Regions from separate parts of the Homo sapiens genome. Here region 1 is linked to region 2. The links are chromatin loops, found by intact Hi-C in ENCODE. Cell type or tissue: psoas muscle. All regions are shown on one strand. Each heading gives the region's core, and the rest is flanking DNA. Links, peaks and the distances in the headings are about the cores only. Region 1 has its middle 38 kb from the start of SPAG17. Region 2 has its middle 320 kb from the start of SPAG17.

Evidence for each region. A loop is a pair of places that touch in the nucleus more often than their neighbours do. Peaks named below come from ENCODE experiments on the same cell type or tissue, not always from the same donor. Only the 100,000 strongest peaks of a DNase experiment are listed, where the experiment ranks them.
Region 1: a loop joins it to region 2, with 2.6 times the contacts of the local background. A loop is called at or near these places in 1 of 110 quality-filtered maps.

Annotation. Positions count from the first base shown.
Region 1 is chr1:118,221,483-118,225,886 of GRCh38, forward strand. No RefSeq gene overlaps it. Among named protein-coding and RNA genes, the nearest start is that of SPAG17, 38 kb to the left of the region's middle. In psoas muscle, for the core only: a CTCF peak has its summit at 2,046 (motif pointing right); no DNase peak of the experiment used is centred there.
Region 2 is chr1:118,502,473-118,506,876 of GRCh38, forward strand. No RefSeq gene overlaps it. Among named protein-coding and RNA genes, the nearest start is that of SPAG17, 320 kb to the left of the region's middle. In psoas muscle, for the core only: no CTCF peak of the experiment used is centred there; a DNase peak (open chromatin) is centred at 2,659; H3K27ac peaks cover 1,685 bases.

The DNA.
Region 1 (4,404 bases), core at 334-4,333, 280 kb before region 2:
GTATATAATCTATGTGCATATGCACACACACACACACACACACACACACACACACACACACACACGAGGTGACAGTTTTTGAAAATAAGGCTTACCTTTATACCTGTGATGCTCTGCTAATTTCTACTCTATTCTAGTTTGTGGAAAACAATGCTGATCCAGGAACCACTGAATATATTTCACAGCCTCAAATGAATCGGAGCTGGCAGTTTAAGAAATAAACTGCTCTGGAGCAGACATCAAAACAAAGCAAAATAAAAACAAACAAAAATGCACATAGAAACCAGTTATTATAAATATGTGAATTTGCCTGGATATGACAATAGTTAGCCTGTGGATAAATTGATAAAGTATATAGTCTTTGTAAGGCTGTTGAAAAAGTCTTAAAAAGGAACAACAAAAATTACAACAGCAAAACAAAACAAAATTTATTGTGTAGGCTTCATAAAGCTAGTCTGGGCCTAATTTGACCCATGGTCAGTTGGTTTGTCACTTCTGTTCTAAAAGGCAGAATGCAATTGAAGATGTTTTAAATGAATTGCAATGGTCTTAAATGTGAGAGTTTAATTTTACTCTAACTCACTGAGTTACCTTATCTATCTCCAAATTCTTCTCTTTTTAGGCATATTAGCAGAAATTTTTCTGAATGACAGGAGACATTTGACCTTTCAATAAAATAGAAATGATGATATTAAGTTTCAGGTGAATTGCATGGATCAATTTATCCAATCAAAAGTCACCCTCTGACAATTTTTCTATTGAATGGTATGTGCATGTGTAATTGTTATTGTCATAATTATCTTATTATTATTTTATGTGTAGCCCATGTTTGAAATTATTTGAAATTTCAATATTTGACTCTTTTAAATATTAAAACATATTTTCTTTCTTTTAACGTTCAATTAGTGTTACACTTGACCTTAAATTCTGCTTTCTTATTCCCCATATACACTTAGAGACTGATTTTTGTTTTGCACAGAAATAAATTTTAACTTAAAATAATTTCCACACCTACTTTGTTTAAAGAAGAGCTACGAAACATTAAATTTAATTTATGAAGCCTTCTATTTGTGTTCCAGTCCTCTGCACATACACACTGTGTTAATGCTATGTCTCTATATGCCAATGACATTAGAGTTTCTGGCAAAACTCAATATGTAATCAATTATCACCTGTCATGAATGACTTTTAAGATCCAGCCAGATATTTTGGAAATACCGCTTAGTTCCACTGAGAAGGAAAGTCTCCCTCTGAAAGTGGTATGGCCCTCATCTTTAAATCTCTTATTCAAAGGCATTTGGACAACTTTCAGTTTAAGTCAATGTGCAATAAAGTCCAGCAACTTACATCTTAAAAAAATAGAGTTGTAGCTATTTCAAAATGAGTTCAAGAGTATGTTGTTGCTTAGAAATGATAACAAATCTTAAATCATTTTTTCCCTCTATAGGGGAGCACAAGAATCTTATATGCACCAGTTACAGGCCAATGCCTTTTTTTTTTTCCTTTCTCTTTAATGCTTGTGTTGGTTTCAAACTCACCAGTTAAGAAGAACTGGAATCTGCCTCCTAGGATTCCAATAGTGTGCTTTCTTTTCCTTTTCTTTTTCTTCATTGATTCTCTCAGAGAAAACAGAAATCAATTATTATCCTGCCAGCTGGAGAAAATCACTGATATCCAAACATAATGGCTTTTCTAGGCATAGCATATATACACATTTGGAGGTCATGGTCTTATCTACAGTAGATGTTCAACAAATGCTATCAAGAAACGAACTCCCTGAACAATCTGGATCTTAAGTAGGTAATGTAAGGCCACTTTCCCTAGTTTTAAAAAGCTGCAGTAAGTTAGTTTCCTGGTGATCACATTGCTCGGTGGGCTCTTTGAAAAGTATTGCATCTGCGCATGTTGATTCCCTATGTTTGAACTTGGATATCCTCATTTCTGAAAGGTTGGATTAGGTGGTCAGATGATGTCTGCCAGTTTCAACATCTGAAATGCCTCTAGTTAGACCCTCTAGCCTGCCTTGAAGGGAACAGGCTTTCTTAAACCTCCAGGGGGCAGCCCCATACCAGTTGTTAGGAGAAATAGGATCAGCTCATTGGGAGGAAGAGGATAGACCTTCTGTCCCTTGCTCAGGCAAACTATGCGTGGACCACATAGAGCTGCTGTCATGGAAATTTGCATGAAATACACAGCACCTTTGATGGACTCAGCCTGGGGTGGAGTGAGTGTGGGGCATAGAGGAGCTGCTTTTATTGGTGACTAAACTGTCAAGGTTGATAGCTGTAAATCTCAGTTCCACCACTTGTAGATATTTTCAGTGAGACCTAGAGAAGAACAGGTGTTTGTGGCCACCAAGTGACCACAGGTGAGAGATTAGAGTAGTAGATTCACAGTAATCTGTTTCCCTGGGTTTGAGGGAATAAAAACTATGTATATTCATTGTGTTTGTATATGTATGAGTATATGCTATTAAAAATGCACACTTGGGACAATTAACAACATCATTCAAATACCTGCATTGGGAATATTTGAATACCTGCGGTTCTCTTAACTGTTTATGCATCAGCTATCCACTTAAGTTGATAGTTGTTCAATAGCTGATTCTAGAAGCTCTAAGAGCCAAGGTCTTGTGAGGATCCTTGGTTTGATCCATTTTTTGCTGTATAGATTTGCCTTCCTTTCTTCAAGGAGATAAGAATGAGGATGGATTCTTTATTGATAGATCAGCAGTTTAATGCAGATTGAATTCCAAACATATTTGTTAAGCATATTCTGAGGGTGGTGGAGGAATGGGGGATGCTTACAAAACACTAATATGTGTCTTTTGCTCTCGGTGAGTTTATATTTTAGCAGGATATGCAAGAACATAAAATAAGCATCTAAGTAACTGCTGGGCATGGTGGCTTATGCCAATAATCTCAGTACTTTGGAAGGTTGAGGTGAGCAGATCCCTTGAGTCCAGGAATTTGAGACCAGCCTTGGCAACATGGCAAAACCCAGTCTCCACAAAAAATACAAAAATTAGCCAGATGTGGTGGTGTGTGCCTGTAGTCCCAGCTACTTGGGAGGCTGAGGCGGGATGATCACCTGAACCCAAGAGGGAGGTGGAGGTTGCAGTGACTGAAGATTGCTCCATTGCACTCCATCCTGGGTGACAGAGCAGGACCCTGTCTCAAATAAGTAAACATAATAAATAAATACATAACTGTATTGTTTTCCTTTTTTTGGAGGAGGAAGTTGGATGCTAGGGAAGTTTGCAGAATCTAGCTACATTCAGAGAGGTCTGTTCTCGAGTACAATGTTGGAGGAGAATAGAAGCTTTTCCTCTCCTCCTGGTGTTTGGAATCCCTAATTCCCAACTGTAGAAGGAAAATATCAAGCAGGATATAAGGAAGACAAATAGTAACTACTCCAAAATTAGCACTAAAAGGAAGTAACACTGTGCTTTGCTGAAAATTTAAGGTGAGGCAAAGGTTAAAATATCAGTATTCCTCTTGCACCTATTTCCCTGAGAGATGCTTCCTAGAGGAAAGCTTTCATTTGTAAGTTCCAAGCACTGTAAGGGCTGCTTGAGCATTAGTTGAATGTTTCACATGAACACACACATGCACACACACACACATGCACACACACACACACATGCACATACAAGTTGCTGAAGTGGTTCTACTCAAGTAATTCAGCAGAAAGGTAGCAACATTTGAATGTTATCTTTAAAAAATAAAAAAAACCAACTAGGACATCTATGCCTCACATTTGGAAAGGGATAAAGGCTTACCTTTAGCTCAGTACTATTAATTATCATTTTTTCCTCGGCACTATTCTAAGTGCCCATAAGCCTATTTTGAGTATAATTTCCTGGCAGGCAATCATAATGTTTATGGGAACATCAAAGAATGGCAATAAATAAAATTGATAAGCCACATTAAAAATAATCCCCACTGGATTAAGATGGAGGATAGGAGGCAGTACTACCTTGCAGTTCATGCTCAGAAGGACAGAGCAACCAACGTGTGGAGACGCACATCATGAACTTTTGCTCCAAGACCTACCACAGGAACATACCAGTGAGGACTTGGAGAACTTTTCTGTCTTACAAGAGGGTTGTAAAAACGCACCAATCAGTGCTCTGTAATAATGCACCAATCAGTGCTCTGTAGCTAGCAAGAGGATTGTAAAGTGCACAAATCAGTGCTCTTTAAAATGCACCAATCAGTGCTCTGTAAAACGCACCAATCAGTGCTCTGTAAAATGCAACAATCAGCGCTCTGTAAAACACACCAATCAGCAGGATCCCAAAAGTAGCCAATCACAGAGAGGATTGATAAAAGGGCATTCTGATAGGACAGAAATGGAACACGGGAGGGGACAAATAGGGAATAAAGCTGGCCACCCAAGCCA
Region 2 (4,404 bases), core at 221-4,220:
GACTACCAGACCAGCCTGGGAAACATAGCCAAACTCCCATCTCTATAAAAAACTACAAAAAATTAGCCAGGCATGGTGGCATGCACCTGTAGTCCCAGCTACTTGGAAGCCTGAGGTAGGGGAATACCTTGAGCCTGGGAGGTAGAGGTTACAGTGAGCCAAGATGGTGCCACTGTGCCCCAGCCTGAGTGAAAGAGTGAGACCCTGTCTCCAAAAATTAAAAATAAAAAATAAATAATAAATGGAAAAATAATAATATAAACTAATGCCATGCACATAGCAATGATGGTAGTGTGTCATGAACTAAAGCTGACAACAAATCCAATTTTACTCTGAGATTTTCAAACATGTAGTGTTATTTTGTTCCACTGATCAGAACACTTCAATGGCTTCTGATCTCATTCAGAATAAAAACTAAAGTCTCTACAAGCTCCTACAGGATATAGACCCTAACTAATTCTCTGATTTTGTACATCACTATTTATTCACTCCCTTCAGCACACTCTGGCGTCTTTGCTATTCCTCAGGCACACCAAGCATGCTCCCGCCTTGCCATTTTTAGTCTTGCTGCATACTCTGCTTAAAATTCTGTTTTTCAAAAAGCCCTATATAAAATGACACACCTATCTACAAACATAAAACAACACACCTATCTACAAATGTAAAAAAACACACCTATCTATAAACATAAAACAACACACCTATCTACAAACATAAAATTTTTGCAATGACATTCCATCTTCTTGACCTTGTCAACCCTCACTCTGGTAACTAAAATTCTGCCTACAATTCCTTTACCTGCTATTCAGAAATTTATGCCATTGAGGTTAATTTACCATCTTCCTTAACAAAAATAATGACAGGGGTAAGTTTTTGCCCCTGCCCAAACTTTAAATATTCACTGAACATTGAAAGACAGGGCTTCAAGAAGGAAATGTGTTTGGATGGAGAATGTGTATAAGTGGGAGGAAGTTGAGGGCAATGACATGATTAAATGTCAATATGAAATGTGCAAGGTGTTCAGGAGCCATTTGGCTAGAGCAATGGATTTATGTATGATTACAGTGATGAATAAGGCCACAATATCAAGTTGAGGCTCTGCATGAGGCAAAAGTTTTTCAATGGTTCAAATAGGCAGAACTAGAAGATACAGGGACCAGCCCTCTGTGTGTCTGTTTATGTCTGTGTTCAGTTGTGTATATGGATCTTTAATGTGGACTAAAGGTAGTCCACAATATGGACTATCTTTCCTATTAATTCATCCTTCTACTCTCTTTTTTCTTAAAGAACAAAAAAAGTGATGAAGCTTTTAGCTTTACATTCCTGAAAATTTTGATAGGCTTATTTTATTTCAGCATTCCCATTACTTGAGAAATAAACAGTCATTTACTTCATCTGTGGGGTTGCTAACTCTCCTCCACATAGAGTATAAACATTTATGTAGCTGCTGTGTGATTGACTGAGAACTCCTTATCCTGTGTGAAACATGATGCAGCACTCCTACTCAGAGTATTTTGTTTGCTCTGTCTATTCTGGAATAAGAACTAGAGTTCATGTATTTGTTTATTTTTAAAATACATTTTTTTATAAAATCCCCAATTTTCTTATGAGTTGGAGCCATTAATAAGAGTAAAATCAACAGAGCCTAGCTATATAAATTCTGTCTAATAGGGCCCTTTCCATCCAGAGGAGAAGGTGAAAAAACAAGAATTTGGCTTATTTTGTGGCTTGCAAGTTAGGAAACGAAGGCTTTGTTGACATAGGAAAGGAAGGGAAGCCCCAAGCCCGGGCCTCCCTAAGGGAAATATCTTGTTGCTTCCTGGGGTCTGGCTTCCTGCAGCTGCCAAGTTGTTAACACAAGTGCTGCTGTTCATATCTGTTGGCTCATACGAGTGTGGGAGATGGGGGAGTAGGGGGTGGAAGGAGATGGTTGGAAGGTGATCAGAAGTGGAGGTTGAAGCCTGAGTTCATCTCTAAGTGTTAATGCAGCTAAGTACTCTCCAGAGTCTCTCATAGCTCATTATGCTTCTAGTTAAGAAACTCTTGTCAGAGAAGTAGTAGCTGTGGCCCATGGACTGCTCCCTTCTCTGTGACAAGTGGAATTAAGAGGCTGTCCCAGCAACCAGATGGGAGCAGAGAGGCTTGCATGTAGCCACAGACATGGAAGGAATCAGTTCCCAGGTGGCCTTACGTGGTTACTATCATTTCAACTAAGCTACATTATCCAAGGCAGAGAAAGCTAACTTTCTCTCTATCTGTCAATCTCTCTCTCTCCCTAAACATATGTATATATGTATATACACACACATGCATATATTACATTATATATTGTATATATTTAGTAGTTATTTTTGTACCAATAACCCACCTAGTAGAAAATAAGCTTGGCTGTGAGATTTGTCCCTTTTGTGCTATCTTAGAAAATGAGGAGGGAATGGGAAGGAAATGAATGGAAAGAAGGAATATACACACCCAGGAATCTGCCTGGTAATGGCAATAGGGAAAAAGGAAACTCAAATTAAATGAATTTGGATTGGGAGAGCAAAAATCCTGGGACTGTGGAACAAATAGTGCTTTTCCGACCTATAAACTATCACACACAAACGAAAACAAAACAAAACCCTAAGTACTCAGATAGTGCGAGGCCACAGTTCCTGGCATGATGCCTGACACCTGGCAGTCTCTGAACAAGTGTTAATCTTTCCTTGTCCCTTCTCTTGTACACTAGTATGCATGAGTATGTCTCCAAAAATAAATACGTGTAATGCATAAAATTCAAATTTATACAACAGATATATCAGATGCTTATTATTTATGTTATAAAAGTATTTTTGCTTTCTTTAGCAAATTGATTAATACATTTGAACTATCATTCAACTTACAAGGGTCTGATTTGCACATATTTCAGGAACACACCAGCTACACGAAGTGAGGCAGATCTATAGATGTTTTCCAAATGCGAGTAAATCTAATTTTGGTTAGTTGAATCCGATATTAAATTTCCTTGGAGAATAGGTTATTTGAAAGGGCCCCAAGGTGAATTCTTTTAGTAAAGCATAAACTCTTTTTGAATGGTGAAAAATTTGTGAAAAACTTGATGACAAGTCTCCCTGGCCAGAAAGAAGTGCTTGTCAGTTTTCCCAAGAGTGGAGTCTAGGCAAAGTTCAGGAAGCAGCTAGGAAAGGTAAAGGAAAGAACAGGTTACGGGAGGGAGTGGGCAGATCATCAAGCAAATCTGTATGGATTTCTAACCTGAGCTACAAGATGGATATACAATTTCCAGACACAGAATCATGCACACATGTATTGTTTATTCTTCAGCCCTTGACATTGGGTTTTCCTGATGCGTGTACTACCTGCATTTTAGAAACTGAAAATGCAGTGTTGACTAAATCTGGAGATAACACTACATGTGAAGGCAAGATAAATGAAACATTAAACTTTGAAAAAAGATGAGGGAACCCACAGGAGTGTGTAGATTAAGAAAAAAGAGAAGAAGGGAAGCCAAACCTCTGGGAATCACCAACAGTTAAAGCATGCTAAAGGAAAAGCAGACTGAGGAGAGGAGAGTGTGGTAATGCAGGATGAAAGTAAAGAGAGACTTTTAAGGAGAGAGTAGTCAACTAGGTTAATTGTGGCAGGTAAGTAAAGTTATGTAAAGTCTAAGGGGTGTCCTTTAAGCTTAGCAATAATGAGATCCTTGGAGACTGTTAAAAGACTAGTTTAGTGTGGCAGGAAGATGGACATAGGAATAGTTGACCCATGTCTCTCAAACATCAGCTGTTTCAGAGAAGCAATGATAACCAACTGGTGGCACATAAAGACTAGATTCTGGGCCTGGGCACAGTGGCTCACATTATCTCAGTAATTTGGGAGGCCAATGCGGAAAGATCACTTAAGACCAGGATTTCAAGACCAGCCAGGATAACACAGCGAGACCTCATCACTACAAAAATTTAAAAAATTCACTGCATGTGGTGGCACACACCTGTAGTCCTAGCTACTCAGAAGGCTGAGGTGGGAGGAGTGCTTGAGTCCAGGAGTTCAAGGTTACAGTGAGATATGATAGTGCTGCTACTTTCCAGCCTGGGTGTCAGAGCAAGACCCTGTATCTAAAAAAATAAAATAAAATAAAATAAAATGGATTTCCTTGGATAACCTGAAGACAAGATAATACAGTTCTGTCTAAGAGAAGAGCAATATGCTCAGATATACCAGACAAGAGTGGGCAAAGATGTTTTGTTGTGGTAAATACAGAGATAACTATGTATTCTTGACTTAATGAAGCATATCAACTTGCCTGCAAAGAAGTGTCCTTGCAAGTAAATTTTAGACTTTTCTCAGAAAACGTTCTGAATCTCTTAGTGTTATTCCAAATCCTGGTGATATTATGATAACCTGAGA